Linked DNA regions of Homo sapiens: region 2 is linked to region 1. The links are chromatin loops, found by intact Hi-C in ENCODE. Cell type or tissue: CD14-positive monocyte. All regions are shown on one strand.

Region 1 (8,000 bases):
AGTTGGATCAGGTTTTTCTTGTACCCGGTAGTTCTGTCCACCTGCTCCTAGATGTTCTCTGATGACAAACAACCATGCCCCCAACTCAAAGCCTAAGTTTCCAATGTCCCCCAAGCCAGTCCCCCTCCCATCCCAGGGACCTATCACAGGTTTCTCAGGCCTCCCACACCCACCAGGGACCAGTGTATCTCCCTCACCATTAAACCGATCGATGGCCTCCTGCCTCAGGGCACCCGTGATACCACCATCGATGCGCTCATACTTGTAGCCTTCATAGTCTAAGAAGTCCTCAAGCAAGTCTAACATTTTGGTCATCTAGAGCAAGAGAAAAGGATGGAGTCTGCAATAATGAGGTGGTGGGATGCTTGCTTATTCTAACTACTCCTTTACACAAACTCAACCCTAATCTTTACACCTGAACCCCTGCCCTGTCTTAAGCTCCTCATTATTCCACCTTCTTGTCACACTCTCTTTTCTTATTTTTATTTATTTTTATTTTTTTTTGAGATGGAGTCTCATTCTGTTGCCCTAGCTGGAGTGCAGTGGTGCCATCTCTGCTCACTGCAACCTCCACTCCTGGGTTCAAGTGATCCTACCGCCTCAGCCTCCCTAGTAGCTGGGACTACAGGTGTGCGCCACCACGCCCAGCTAATTTTTGTATTTTAAGTAGAGACAGGGTTTCACCATGTTGGCCAGGCTGGTCTTGAAACTCCTGACCTCAAGTGATCTTCCTGCCTCGGCCTCCCAAAGTGCTGGGATTACAGGTGTGAGCCACCACGTCTGGCCCTCTTGTCACACTCTCTTGATTTAAGATTGTTTCTCCTAAGGCAGAGGTTCTCTGAGACCCATGAAAAGGTTTCAGGGAAATCCAGGAACCCCCTGAAAATCCGTACAAAATTGTGTCATTGTATGTGCAGTTTTCTGGTGAGTAGACCCAGAGCTTTCATCACATTTCCAAAGGGTCTGTGCCCTTCACCCTCACCTGCCAATAAGATGAAGAAATAATACCAGTCCCTAAGGAGGCAGATGGCTCACCCTCCCCCTTCCCTCATGCAGCTGAAAAGGAACTAGAGCTGGACCTCAACTTCCAGCAACCTTAAGAACAGGCATCAGAGGCCAAGAATGAACTTGCTATACAGTAATCCCAGCACTTTGGGAGACCGAGGCGGGCAGATCACCTGAGGTCAGGTGATGGAGACCATCCTGACCAACATGGTGAAATCCCGTCTCTACTAAAAATACAAAAATTAGCTAGGCATGGTGGTGCACGCCTGTAATCCCAGCTACTTGGGAGGCTGAGGCAGGAGAATCACTTGAACCCAGGAAGCAGAGGTTGCAGTGAGCCGAGATCGTGCCACTGCACTCCAGCCTGGGCAATAAGAGCGAAACTCTGTCTCAAAAAAAAAAAAAAAAAAAAAAACTCTTACAGGAGGAATCTCCTCATTTGTCACACCAGAGCAGCCACAGGAAGACCGTAAGAAATTAAAGTCTGGAGGATGAGGAGAGGGAAGAGGAAGCAGATGTAAAGACAGCTAAGGGCACAGGTCACCTGCGAGAAGATGAGCACTCGGTGTCCTTGCTCCTTCAGCTTTCGCAGCATCTTCTGGAGCAGCATGAGCTTCCCAGACGACTTAATAAGTGCCCCACCCTCATAAGCCCCACTGGGGAGTTTGGGGGACTCCTGAAAAGGGAGGAGAGAGGAGGAGGAGGGGGTCAGTTGGAAACATGCCCCCATATTCTTGCCACACCTAGAAGGCCAGATGCCCGGATCCAGCTTCCACATGTTCCCAATTCCTCCTGTTCTCAGACACCCAGTCCGTGGCCTTCCAGCCCAGCTCCACCCCTGTGGCTCAATACCCACCTCCCCACTACTCCCCACCCATGTTTTCTGAGAATGGGCGTTCGATCAGCTCCCTGCTCTGTGTATCTACCATAGCAGCCACGGGAAAAAGGTATGGATGGTTGCAGCACTTCTTAAGATCCATCATGATATTAAGCAGCGACACCTGGTTCCCACCACCTCGTGAATTCAAGGCCTCAAAATTTCGAGTCAGGATGTATTTGTAGTATTTCCTAAAGGCCAGGAAAGGGGTGTAAAAGAAACATAAATAAAGGAAGCAATTATGATATTGCACTTGGAACGCTCCCATCAATCCCCAAGCCCTACTCCAGGCAGCTCGTCTTGCATCTTACTTCTGCATGGGGCTTAGCTCCACCCGAACGATGAGCTCTGTCTTGGCTGGCATGTTCTTAAAGACATCTGCCTTGAGTCTCCGCAGCATGTGTGGCCCCAGCAAATCATGCAGTTTCTTGATCTGGTCCTCTTTGGATATGTCAGCAAACTCCTCCAGGAAGCCCTCCAAGTTGCTAAGAGCCAGAAGAGAAGAAAATTAACAGGTCGGCAAGTTCCTTGCCCCTGATCTCAGACTTACCACCTCAGATTAATCCTCTACCAGCTCATTTTATCTGCTCCACCTCTCATCTCTGCCAACTACCCTTAGGGAACCACTTACTTAAATCTCTCTGGGGTGAGGAAGTTCAGGAGATGGAAGAGCTCCTCCAGATTATTCTGCAATGGGGTTCCTGTCAGCAGCAACTTATGATCTATCTTGTAACCATTGAGAACCCTGAAAAACTAAAAGATGGGGCAAGGCAAGGCAGGAAAATGGGCTTATTAGTGACAAGTGACCGACCCACAGCATCAGCCTTTCCCTGCCCCAGCTCCCATTTCACTCAGGATCAGAGGCCCCAAATCTCTGGCCCTCTCCCTCTTCCAACCTGGACGTCCTCCCAGACTACAGAAAATCCCCAGAATTTTTGTTGTTTTTTAGGACCAAGGCAAGTGGGAAGTCCACAACTTCAAGTTTTTTAGGTCTGGAAACCTCACTCACCTTGGACTGGTTGTTCTTGAGTCGATGGGCCTCATCTACCACAAGACAGGCCCAGCGGATGGAACCAAGTGCTGCCTGATCAATGGTGATCAGCTCATACGATGTCAGGAGAACATGGAACTTCACCTGTGCCTCCCTCTGCCAACATAATTATTGCCCATTCAGCTGCCACCTGACAACCATGCACCTACACCTCCAGAACCAGACACCTTGTCCTGACTGTGGCTCCCAACAGGAGCCATTACTCTGTTCTCCAAGCAGGGATTACAGACCATGGCTCCTAAACCTCTGCCCACATTTCCAGTACCGACAGATCCATGTATGCCCCTGGGAGTACCTGCCATATCTCTAGGATGGTAGTGCAGAGACAGGAGGACAGGTGGAGGAAGAGGAGAAAGGTGAGGAGGGGAATAGAGAAACTGAATTCCTGGCTGAGAAAAAGAAGTGACAGCTTTGAGGGTCTCAGAGGATATGAGGTAGAGGGTCTTACCTTCATCTTAAAAGCTTTCTTGCCCCCTTTGATGGCATTGTCCTCAAAGGAGAATTCATTCTCACGAATGATGGCCCGGCTGTCCTTGTCACCCGTGTATGTCACCACATAGAATTTGGGTGCCCACATCTGGAACTCCCGCTCCCAGTTAATGATGGTAGAGAGTGGGGCACTCACCAGGAAGGGACCTTTTGTGTGGCCCTGGGAGTCAAGAATGGGGGCAGCATAAGTCTAGGCTAGAGGCCGTATACCCTAGTCCTCTGCCAGCTACACCCCTTTATCTTCCCCCTCCCCACTTCCCCAGTCCAGGCGGTCCCCTTCAAGGTCCTAGAATCCAGCACCTCCTTGTAGAGTGAGTAGAGGAAGACGATGGTTTGTATGGTCTTGCCTAGCCCCATCTCATCAGCTAGAATGGTGTCAGTGCCCTGGGCCCAGGAGAAGCGTAGCCAGTTCAGCCCTTCCAACTGATACATGTGCAGGGTGCCTCCAGTGGCTGTGATAAACCGTGGCTGAGTCTCATATTTCACGGTAGGCTATAGAGACAAGAAGTCAGAAAGCTCAAGGAAATAGTCGGCGGCTCCTCCAGTCTTAGTCTCTTCCTCCCTGGCATGGATACCAAGTTGGATTACAATTCCCTCTACTATGGCCTGAGTTTACAAAAGTTCTCACATCTAGTCTTCAGCCCCTCCCCCTCATTCCTTAAGACAATATCCAGCAGCACCATGGGGAAGGGCCAGCTGGTGACAGAGCCACCAGTGGGCTATCTCTAGTGGCTCCTGCCCTTTCAGGCCAAAATTCTTAGCCACTCTTGGGGCAAGACTGGATGCTGAAGGAAGAGCTACTGTTCACAGAGGTTACTGAATCTCTGGGAAGTTCCATCAGTAGCCCTTGGAAAATCTTCGATCACCATCACTCCAGAAACAAGAAATGACAACTGAGAGGACTCACATCATTAGTGGGAGAACTGGGAGGCCCATCACCCTGTAGCTCCTTCTTCTTCTTCTTATACTTGCGGGGCTGGGCAGGGTCTTCCCCCATAATTAGTTCTCTGGAAAAAGAGTGGGTCTGAATGAGGCCTCATCCTTGGGAGTCCTACGCTTTCTTTTCTGAACCCATTCCAGACCTACTTCCCACTGTCCATGACCTAGATTTTCCCATATTTCCTTTTTCCCAGGCTCTTTACCCTTGCCCTTTGGATTTCACCTCAAGAGCCAGCCCTCCCCACTCTTGAACATCCTCTTCTCCACTACTCAGCCAGATCTTGTTTCTGTTCCTTACACTACCTCTTTAGCAAGCCTATCTCAAACAACCCAGCTCAGGTGGCCATTGCCCTGAACTCCAGGTTGAATCAGGCCCTACTGTACCCTCATTTTATGCTGGAGTTTTGGCTTTCATGCCCTCATCGTCAGAATCCCTTGAATCCACAAGCTCATTCCCTCACCGGTGTCTCCAGTAGCTTTGCTTATGTTCTTCGTATTCAGGGATATTCATTTCATCTTCCTCCCACGTGGACTGGTCATATGGTAAGTCCCTCCATTTTACTAGATAGTGGTAATTCCCCTTTTTATCCACACTGTGGGGCAGGAGGCCATGGGGAGGAGCAGGAGGAAAATATTGCACAGATCACAAACAGAAAGAAGGCCTGAGAAACGCAATTATCAGCAAACACACAAAATTTGTCACCCAACCGTCAACAGTGAGCTGCTGGAAGGGAGATTGGAATAGTTGACCTAGCAGCCTAACCTTCTCAGGATGGTATCCTAAAAATCAGCTATCACAAAACATTCCTGGAGATCCCTCCTTATCATTTGTTCACCTAATCACTAAGTATTTTCCTCATGGAACTCAGAGTCTCGTGGGGAAGGCAGCATTGAAATAACTAAATACATACCATTAAGTTTAGGCAGTAATAAGTACTATGAAGAAGAAACATTCAAAACACTGGTCTGGATGAATTATGTCTCTCATGTTTTGCTTTCATGCCCTCATCCCCAGACTCATGTGCTATGTCTTATGCCACTGGAGATGACAGGAGGCAAAGGACAAAAGAGGCACTGCCTGGCCGGATTTTCCTCCTGTTTTCTCCCGTTCCCCTGGAGGAAACAAGGCCAGAAAGGCTGGAGCTACAGCAGAGGTTATCAAGGTTAGATCAATTACCTGGTTAATCAGCAAATACTAACATGGGGCCATCACCATGGTAAGAATAATGTCATATACCAGGTCTGACTTCCCAGGGACCGAGGATTCACCTGTGGTTGATGATGCGGTGGACGGTCATCCACTCTGGCTTGATGCCAAAACGATAGTACTTCTCCTCCATCTCAGCATAGTGCGGGTCTTTCACTTTACGCTTGTCGCTCTTCCCATCATCCTCGCCGGAGCCATAGTCCAGGGGTGGGGGCTCATCCATGTCATTCTTCCGCTGGTAGTTTCGATACATAACCAAATGGAAGATTTCCAGCTAGCAGGGCACAGAAAAAAGGGAAAGAGATAGTCCTGACACTCACAGAGGACAACAAGGAACCGGGAAGAGGCCGGCAGGAGGAATGGGACAGGGAAAGGGAGCTATGAAAAAGGATGGATTGGCCCAGGCACGGTGGCTCATGCCTGTAATCCCAGTGCTTTAGGAGGCTCAGGCGGGTGGATCACCTGAGGTCAGGAGTTCAAGACCAGCCTGGCCAACATGGCGAAACCCCGTCTCTACTAAAAATACAGAAATTAGCCAGGTGTGGTGGCGCACGCCTGTAATCCCAGATACTCAGGAGGCTGAGGCAGGAGAATCGCTTGAATGCATGAGGCGGAGGTTGCAGCGAGCCAAGATCACACCACTGCACTCCAGCCGGGGCAATAAGAGAATAACAGGCGCGTCCCAGCACTTTGGGAGGCAGAGGCAGGTGGATCACCTGAGGTTGGGAGTTCGAGACCAGCCTGATCAACATGGAGAAACCCCGTCTCTACTAAAAATACAAAATTAGCCAAGCGTGGTGGCGCATGCCTGTAATCCCAGCTACTTGAGTGGCTGAGGCAGGAGAATCGCTTGAACCCAGGAGGCAGAGGTTGCAGTAAGCCAAGATCGTGCCACTGCACTCCAGCCTAGGCAACAAGAGCGAAACTCCATCTAAAAAAAAAAAAAAATAGAAAAAAAAAGAAAAAGGATGGATTAGAGATAAATGAGTCAAAGCCAAGACGGAGAATAAATAAAATGAAACAGATGCAACAGTTTCAGAAGACAAGGCCTGGGTGGGGCTCTTACAAGCAAGAGATAGGGAATGGGATTAGAAACATTGAGAATTTTTTTTTTTTTTTTTTTTTTTTTGAGATAGAGTGTCGCTCTGTCGCCCAGGCTGAAGTGCAGGGACACGATCTTGGCTCACTGCAAGCTCCGCCTCCCGGGTTCACGCCATTCTCCTGTCTCAGCCTCCTGAGTAGCTGGGACTACAGGTGCCTGCCACCACGCCCAGCTAATTTTTTTGTATTTTTAGTAGAGATGGGGTTTCACCATGTTAGCCAGGATAGTCTCGATCTCCTGACCTCAGGTGATCCGCCCACCTCGGCCTCCCAAAGTACTGGGATTACAGGCGTGAGCCACCACACCCAGCCGAGAATTTTTTTTTAAACAGAGATGGGGTTTCACTATGTTGCCCAGGCTGGTCTCAAGCAATCCTCCTGCCTTGGCCTCCCAAAGTGCTAGGATTATAGGTGTGAGCCACCATGCCCAGCCAGGAATATTATAAAACATGGAAAAAGACAGATAAGGAAGGACATGAAGTTAGGAAAGGCTATGCTATATCTGAGGGAAGGAAGCTAACGGAGACTGAGAGAAAGAGGACTGTAGACCAAAAGAACCACATATGGAAACTAAGCAAGTAGGGTATGAAGGCCACAGGCCTGAAATGAGAGAAAACAAAGAGTATGGGAACCCAACAAACAGAGGAGTAAGAGAGGGAGAGGATGGCAGGAAATGAGGTCATGGGGGAGAGGGAAAGAAAAGGTCCTAGTACCTGAAGCTCCTTGGCCCAGGAGCAGTGCCAGTAGGATAGTCCTACCCACTTGACAAAGAACTCTCGCTCTGATCTGCCTTGAAGAGGACGGGGGGGTGGGACATCTGGATTTCCATCTGCCTGTTGAGGGGCTGGCACTGCTACAGGTGGCTCCCCCCACCGCCAATGTAGGATCTTCTGCACTCGACCCTTCAGCACGGGGCACTTTGGGATGGACACGTACAAGGAGGAGGAAAGAAAGAGGCAGAAAGAACCCATTGTTAGATGAGAAGATAGGGGTCCCACAAGGGTGGGGGAGTGCAGAGAAATGAAAAGCTGGACATGTGGGCCCCAGGGATGGGGGAAGGGATCAGGCCTGACAGTAAATACAGAGGGGAGATGTTTCCACTCACTGTGCATCGGGGACACAGCCATTCACCATTGGGAATGTCAGGCAGGGGAGGGTTTAGACAATGAATGTGGTAGGAGGAGATGCACGCGTCACAGCACAGGAGCTCCCCGCCGTCCTTGCATACGCGGCAGTACTCCATGTGATCATCCTCCTCCTCCTTCTCCCCTTCTTCCTCTCCCTCCTCTTCGTATTCTTCTTCTTCCTCCTTGGCCTCCCACTGGACCCCC
Region 2 (8,000 bases), 76 kb after region 1:
GGGCACCTGTAATCCCAGCTACTCGGAGGCTGAGGCAGGAGAATCGCTTGAATCTGGGAGGCGGATGTTTCAGTGAGCCGAGATGGCGCCACTGCGCTCCAGCCTGGGCGACAGAGTGAGGCTCCATCTCAAAAAAAAAAAAAAAAAAAAAAGATGATGGGCACACAGATATTCAAGGAATCATGATCCTTTATAACTTGCATATATTTTATAAATCTTCTTTTGTACCTACTTAATATCTAGCTTTTTTAAAAGACTGGATAGCAGGAAGTGACCCAGGAATATACTCCAGGACTATATCCCAAACTGGCAACTGGGGGCTGTGAATACAGGGACTTTCTTATTTGAAGTAAAACTCAGGCTGGGCACGGTGGCTCACACCTGTAATCCCTGTAATCCCAGCACTTTGGGAAGCCAAGGTGGGTGGATCACCTGAGGTCAGGAGTTCGAGACCAGCCTGGCCACCATGGTGAAACCCTGTCTCTACTAAAAATGCAAAAATTAGTAGGGCGTAGTGGCGCACACCTGTAGTCCCAGCTACTCAGGTGGCTGAGGTAGGAGAACTGCTTGAACCTGGGAGGCGGAGCCCAGGCTGCAGTGTAACAGCGCAATCTCAGCTCCCTGCAACCTCCACCTCTAGCCAGGGTTATCATACCTGAACTCCATATCTAACCTTCCTGAGCTCAGGTGATCCACCTGCTTCAGCCTCCCCAAATGCTAGGATTACAGGTGTGAGCCATCACACCCGGCCTGAGCCACCATGCCTGGCCAAGACGCTTTCTAAAAAAATATCCTGCCTCTAAACGTAATCACATTCTGAGTCTTGGGGGTTGGGACAAAAAAGTGTGAAACGAGTTGCTATTATGGTGCTGGTGTGCCAAGAAGTGCTTTGTAATCTGATGGCAATTCAGAGCTGGCACTGACTTTGGGGCTGATGCCAGAGATGGGATTAGAGTTGAAATCATGAAAAGGACAATTTCTCCAACAACTTGTGAAAGGAGAAAGTAGAATGAGAAACGCTGGGCCAGGACCAAGGGTCCCTCCCCTCTTTGGCCCTCCCCTCTTAGTCCTTAGGTTAAGGAGTAAGTATTGCAATCTGGTCACAGGCAGAGGAAAAAGAAACACCGAAGTAATAAATGATATGTCAAAAGACAGCGGGGAAAGCAGGAGTGATGTGTCAGGGAGCCAGGGAAAGGGACAGTCGACTGTGACAGCTGCCCCAAGTGGCCAAGGAGGATTAATAATGATGAAAGGCACCCATGCGTGATTCAAACAGCTCTTATCTGTTGAGGATGATACATACTGGTCCATGTGCTTTTCACAGGGTGAGCAAAAAGGATTTTGATCTCAACTAAGCGCAATGAAAAGCTACTAAAATAGTTTAAGCAGGGGTGAGTGGGTGAAGCGCAGTGACACGGCAGATTTTAGAGGGTGGTGATGATTGCATTTGGTGATGAGCTTGTGATATTGGAGATAAAAATTTCAGTAGAGTCGGAGGAAAGGAAAGGCAAAGAGGCAGGAAGTGTGACATTCGGAAGAGGATGTAAGGAAATGATGGGAGGCAGGAAGGTTCTGAGGTATAAAAGAATGAATTTGGGGACCCAACTACCCAAACTCTGGCTCTGGAATACTTATTTACTCTTTCTGTATCTCATTTCCTATCTTTAAAATGGGGGTAACAGTATTCACCTTATAGGGTGTGTGTGTGCACACACCCATATTAAACGAGTTAATAAATGTAAAGAACTTAGAACAGTGCGTGGCACATGATAATCACTCAAGAAATGTTAGCTCTTATTATTGTGTTCTAGGAGTTTGGCACAAACAGGAGAGGAATGAGGTGGAATTTTTTGAGGACAATCAAATCATGTTGTTGTTGGTTAAGCCCTCTCTCTGGTGCTAGCAGGAGGTAAGGTGGACCAGATGGCCCTGATGATGCTGGTTCTCTATGGCCACATACCTTTGGTGGCTCTGTGGTCATCTTGATGCTGACCTGCAAGATTGAGATAGGGAAGTCTGGGTGGGGGATGGAGCTGAGCCAGAGGCGGAAGGATGGATGAGGATCCTCCACCTGCAGCTGCTCCACCAGCTTGTCCAGATTAGGCATCCAAGACAGTGACAGGTGGCAGTTTGCCAGGAACACCCAGTGTCCTGCAAGGAGATGCCAGGGTCAGTGGGAATCATTTCCTAAGCCCTGCCTGTCCTCATGCTTTCCACCTGGTGTTGGGGTGGGGGTGCTGGGGGGGCCTAACACTAAGATCTGCCACTTCTGGGGCCCTCTGTAGAAGTGGGAGGTACAGGGACAGTAGTGTAATTGAGGTTGGAGGTTCTAGGGACAAGGACTGGGCTGAAGATGGGGGTGGAAGAAAGGATGGACACCAACCCTGAGTCACACCCTCTCGGAGGAGCCGAGCAGCGATGGGGGCCTGGCCCTGGCCCAGGGACAGGGCGTGGAAGCGCTGGGCCATGCCCATGTGCTCTGCCAGCTGCAGCAGGGCACTGGTGGGGTCCACACCAGGGGACAGGATGAACACGAGTGGGGATCGTGGGGTTGAATCCTCCAGCACCTGCCAGAAGCACAGGTATAGCATCAGGCAGAAGGCCACATGACCAAAGTGGGAGAGAGAGATGAAGGAGACTGAAACAGAGCGAGGGAGGCAGGAAAGACCCATGGGCCGTGGGGACAAGGAAGCCGAGCCACCGACCGACTTCATATTCAGCACAGGCGGCTCGATGAAGCGGGAGCCAAGGTTGGTGATGATGAAGGAGGTCACGCAGAAGGCCACGCGGTCCTGGCGCAGGGAGCGAACGATCAGCATCCGTTGCATTTCATTGCAGGCATTTTCCCACTCACCTGGGGATGAGGTGAGTCATTGCAGGGAGAGGGAGTGAGTCTGGAAGAGCGGGGAATCCAGACAAAGGGGCACCTGCCGGGAATGTGCTCCGGGCCAGGAGGCAGGCACCAGCTGGGAGAGGGGATGGAGGACAATGGGAAGGGCCGGCATGTGGCTGAATGGAGGGAAGGAGAAAAGTGAGAGTGGGACACAGACGCCTGGTACCTGGCAGCATCGCCTTCTCCGGGGCAGCATTGGTATACCACAGGTGCCAGTCACGAGGGTACTGCTCAAAGGAGTTCATGAGTCCGTGGAAGTTGGTCAGTTTGTCTAGCTCTGTGATGTTATCCCAGTAGGCATCTGCAAGCCAGCTACTACATGGATTGTCCATTTGGCCCTCCCGATCCAAGACCTGGTGGGAGAAGGGGAGGAAGAAAGGGATTGACTTGGGAATACTTCAAAAGAAGAGTGATCTTTTTCTCCTCTCTCTCTCTCTCTCTCTCTCTGTATTTTTCTCTCTCTCGGTGGGAAAACCAAATGGAATTTTTTTTTTTTTTTTGAGATGGAGTCTTATTCTTGTCACCTAGGCCAGAGTGCAATGGCACAATCTCGGCTCACTGCAACCTCTGACCCCCAGGTTCAAGCGATTCTCCTGCCTCAGCCTCCTGAGTAGCTGAGATTACAGGTGCTCGCCACCACACCTGGCTAATTATTGTATTTTTAGTAGACACGGGGTTTCACCATGTTGGCCAGGCTGGTCTCGAACTCCTGATCTCAGGTGATCATCCTCCTCGGCCTCCCAAAGTACTGGGATTACAGGTGTCAGCCACCGCGCCCAGCCCAAAATGGCTTTTGTATGAGAGTGAAGAGATGAATACAGGGATCCTGGGGAATAAACGTGGGGGCTAGGACTCAGACCCTGCCCTTAGCCCTCACAGTTCAAATTTAGGAAGCTGGCGCCCTCTGCTGGTTGCCTGGTAATAATGTCTCCAACCTAATGACTGGTTGGTAGCCTCACCTTCACAGAAGCACAAACTATTTACTCATTCATTCACTCACTTGCTTATTCATTCTTCTTAACAAATATTTATTGTTCGCCAACTATGCATTTTAATCATTGGGATGCATTACTGAGCAAAATGGACAAATATATCTGCCCTTGGGGATTTTATTTTCTAACATGGGATTGTGAATTCATGGGCAGATTATGAACCAAAAACATAACAAATAAGTAAATTATCTAGTATAGCAAAGACGGCAGTGCCAAGGAAAAATAGGATACTCTGAGGAGGGTAAGGGAGACTGAGAGTGTTGAGGGGTAGTTTGAAGTATTAAATAAGAAGATCAAGGTCGCATTGAGGTGAGGTCTGAAGGAGGTGAGAGATGGCCAGGTGCACACGCCGGGGAGTAGGCTTCCAGCAGAAGGCATGGCCACGCAAAGGCCCTGAGGCGAGACGTGCCAGGGGGTTTGGGGAGGGCAATGAGGCCTGCGTGGCTGGAGTGGAGTGGGGGCTGTGTGGTGGGAGGTGGCGCCAGCCATGGGGAGCCCGTCACAATGGCATCCACTTTAAAAGGACCTCTCAGGCCGGGCACAGTGGCTCACACCTATAATCCCAGCACTTTGGGAGGCTGAGGTGGGAGGATCACTTGAGCCCAGGAGTTCGAGACCAGCCTGGGCAACATGGTGGGACCCCGCCTCTACAAAAAATACAAAAATTAGCCGGGCGTGGTGGCGCAGGCCTGTAGTCCCAGCTACTCCAGAGGCTAAGATGCGAGGATGGCTTGAGCCTGGGAGGTCGAGGCTGCAGTAAGCCAAGATCACTGCCACTGCGGTCCAGCCACAGTGAGTGACAGAGTGGGACCTCTCTGGTTGCTGTGTTGAGAGTTTGGGGTGGGAGGCAGGAAGTGAAGGTGGGAAAAGTCAAGAAAATGTCTAGGAGGGCGGGAGAGTGCAGCATGGTTGTCTGGAAGCCTTAGGGGCCTCCTTGAGGTTCACGATCATGGACTTAAAGCGCGTCCAGTCGGTGTGGATGTGTTCTTCTCCGGCCATGCTCAGTGCACTGGCCGCGCAGGGACAGAGGGGAAGAGGAGCTGGATCTAGCCAGAGCGGTAGATGCGACAGAGAGAGGAGAAAAGCTGGGGTTGAGGAGCCTGTGAGGGAGAGATTGTGAGGGCGACCATGGAACTCAGGCTGGGGAAGGAGTGCCTTGAAAGGCAGTAAAAAAGCGGCAAGATCAGGCCAGTTTGTGGGTCACAGGTGAGACATGCCACAAAGCCCAGCCTGCGCTGAGTGCAAGGGGGTGCATGGCAAGTCACCTCCGCAGCCCCAGGGAGCTCACCATGCACCTGATGCTGGCCTGGATTTTCTCAGCTCACTCACTGATGCTGTGGGCCTGACCCTCTGGGTCTGGAGTCCTTGTCACACTTGCCCTCATCCCCAACCTTGACCATCCCATCCTGGGATGTGCTCTCTGCCCAACTCACCACACCCCCACGTAGAAAGAAGTTGTATTCATCCATGTTGAGCTTGCCAGAAGTCTCCAAGATTTTGGCACACATATGAAAACTGAATAGTAGTTTGTGGCGTTCGAAAAGGGTACGGCAGGTGTACCTGGGAGAAAGGGACAGGGAAGAGGGAGGGGCAGCATGGAATGGGGGCTGATGCTCCATGCGAATGCTATGATGCTACTATCACACAGCTTCACACAGAGGACCTCACCAGCCTCTAATCCTAACCTCCTGGAAACAGCTGAGGACTCAGGGGCCTAGACACAAGAATTTCCCAGAGTCCACTTATTATTATTATTACTTTTTGAGACAGAGTTTCGCTCTTGTCACCTAGGCTGGAGTACCATGGTACGATCTCGACACACTGCAACCTCCACCTCCCAGGTTCAAGCGATTCTCCTGCGTCAGGCTCCCAAGCAGCTGGGATTACAGGAGCCCATCACCACGCCTGGCTAATTTTTGTATTTTTAGTAGAGATGGGGTTTCACCATGTTGGCAGTCTGGTCTTGAACTCCTGACTTCAGGTGATCCACCCGTCTCAGCTTTCCAAAGTGCTGGGATTACAGGTGTGAGCCAACGTGCCCAGCCATTCACTCATAATTAGTCATTCAGTTCCATTAAAAAACAAAACATTCATTATTCCCCTACTGTCTTGCCAGGCACTCTGCTAGGTCCTGAAGACACAAAGATGAATAAGCCACAGTCTCGGAGAGGACAGAGAGGCCATCAGTTATGATGTCCCTGCCTGCTGGACTTGGAAAGTTTCCGAGGAGCTGCCCCAAGCTGCAGTAGAGTTTTCAGGTGACATGGGAGAGGCAGAGAGATCACAGCATGAGCAAAAGCATGAGAAGGGCACAGCATGCAGGGCAGTCAGGGACGCTCAGGCCCCCAGTGCAAGGTGGGAAAGGTGAGGCTGAGGCAGGAGAAGGCCAGGTCCTGAGGGCTTTCGTGGGCCACAGGGGCCAAGCAACCAACCACTGGCAGTCAGACCCGGGAAGCGGCATGGGCAGATTTGTTCAGGTGGGCAATACAGGAGGGTGGGTTGAGAGGGACAGTGGGTAGAGGCAGAAGGACCTCTAGGAGACCATTGTGCAACTCAGAAAAAAGGATCACCAGGGCCAGAACTAAAGTACAGCCAAGCAGTGGGAAGATGGGGAGGGAACAGTTGCAGAAATATTCATGAACAAAACCTGGTGACTGCTTTGAAAGGGAAGAGTCAAGGATAACTCCCAGTTTTTGCCAGGCGTGGTGGCTCATGCCTGTAATCCCAACACTGTGGGAGACCATGGCAGGAGGATCCCTTGAGCTCAGGAGTTTGAGACGAGCCAGGGCAACATAGGGAGACCCTTTCTGTACAAATAAAAATTATAAAAAATAAAGGATAACTCCCAATTTCTGGCTTGGGTGACTGGGTTGTGGGTGTTGGTGCCATCCAAGGATGAGGACCCTGAAGGAAGAGGGAAGAGAATGAGTTTGATCTGAAGTGAGTTGAGCTTGAAGGGTCTGTGGGATGTCAGGGTAGAGAAGTCCAGTTCCTTGCTGCTCAAATGTGATCCACAGACCAGGAGCAGTGGCACCCCTGGGAGCTTGTTGGAGTTGCAGAACCCAGGCCCCACCCCAGACCTGCAGAATCCCAACCGGTACTTTCACAAGATTGCCAGTGCACTTCCTGCCCGTTAACATCTGGGCAGTGCTGGTATCTCCAACAGTTGTGTAGACAAGTCCAGTGCTCAAGGGAGGGCTACAGACACAAGACAGGGAATCATCAGCCCACAGGTGATGGTTAAGCCATGAGAGTGAGGAGCTACCAGGAGGACATATGCCAAGGACAGCGGCAGGCTGAGAGCCGCGGTGCGGGAAAGCACGAAGGTGCAGTGGCCAGAAGAACCACAGCCACTCGGCCTCCGGGCTGGGGCATGTTGGGGGCACCCTCAGACCTGTAGACAGCGTAGGTGTGGTAGTCATTCAGGTAGTCAATGCGGTCCTCCAGCTTATTGCTGCGGTGGCTTTTGTCAATGCTGAGAATAAAGAGGCTGATGTAGGCATCCAGTGAGAACTGGTACATGGGGTCGATGCAGCCCATATCATTGAGCACGAAGAACAGGATTGATGCCCGCTGGGCGCATGGGCGGTAAGCCTGCCGGTGGGGATGGGTGGAGTCAGGGCCACTGAGGGACGTGGCAGGGAGCAGGGGCTCAGGGAAGGAGGGGTCTCGAGCCGTCATGATGGAGTTGCATCTTGGATGGCTGGTGGGAGGCAGGACTGGAGGGCCGGGAGCTTACCTCCCGCGCCAAGTCAGTGTTGATCTCTGTGGTCTCACTGGTCTCCAGCTGCTCAGTCACCTCTGTGGCTGTGATCTTGGAGGTATGCAGCGTGTTCACCAGCTGCACATCATCCAGCAGGGAGCCGGTGGCCTCATTCAGCAGCCTAGGGGGAGGCCCAGAGGCACATGGAGCAAGGGGTTAGCGGGACCAGGCTCCCTGGGATGCTGTTGTGCCTGGGGTAGACTGGGTGGAGGCTGGCTGGGAGTAGACCCGTGGGGCAGTGGGAGGGGAAGGCAGGGCCTCACCGCAGGATCTCATCCTCCAGCTCCTTGAGCTTCCTTTTACCAGCCGCGATGTTGATGACCAGTGAGTCCTTCTGCTCCTCCAGCTCAGG

The links. A loop is a pair of places that touch in the nucleus more often than their neighbours do. Peaks named below come from ENCODE experiments on the same cell type or tissue, not always from the same donor. Only the 100,000 strongest peaks of a DNase experiment are listed, where the experiment ranks them.
Region 2: a loop joins it to region 1, with 3 times the contacts of the local background. A loop is called at or near these places in 49 of 110 quality-filtered maps.

What each region holds. Positions count from the first base shown.
Region 1 is chr17:7,894,925-7,902,924 of GRCh38, reverse strand. It overlaps CHD3 (chromodomain helicase DNA binding protein 3), which reads right to left. Exons shown (of 40, transcript NM_001005273.3): 9 at 7,775-8,000; 10 at 7,383-7,586; 11 at 5,631-5,842; 12 at 4,823-4,954; 13 at 4,330-4,429; 14 at 3,723-3,914; 15 at 3,382-3,582; 16 at 2,892-3,029; 17 at 2,514-2,635; 18 at 2,194-2,367; 19 at 1,932-2,073; 20 at 1,550-1,681; 21 at 198-315. Among named protein-coding and RNA genes, the nearest start is that of CHD3, 10 kb to the right of the region's middle. RefSeq lists enhancers at 1-234, 7,978-8,000. In CD14-positive monocyte, a CTCF peak has its summit at 4,961; a DNase peak (open chromatin) is centred at 4,934; H3K27ac peaks cover 1,617 bases.
Region 2 is chr17:7,818,688-7,826,687 of GRCh38, reverse strand. It overlaps DNAH2 (dynein axonemal heavy chain 2), which reads right to left. Exons shown (of 86, transcript NM_020877.5): 70 at 7,912-8,000; 71 at 7,625-7,769; 72 at 7,280-7,479; 73 at 5,319-5,445; 74 at 3,060-3,246; 75 at 2,706-2,854; 76 at 2,384-2,567; 77 at 1,961-2,151. Among named protein-coding and RNA genes, the nearest start is that of KDM6B, 12 kb to the left of the region's middle. RefSeq lists silencers at 3,769-3,818, 3,829-3,878. In CD14-positive monocyte, CTCF peaks have their summits at 1,241, 3,588 and 3,788 (motif pointing left); DNase peaks (open chromatin) are centred at 1,237 and 3,797.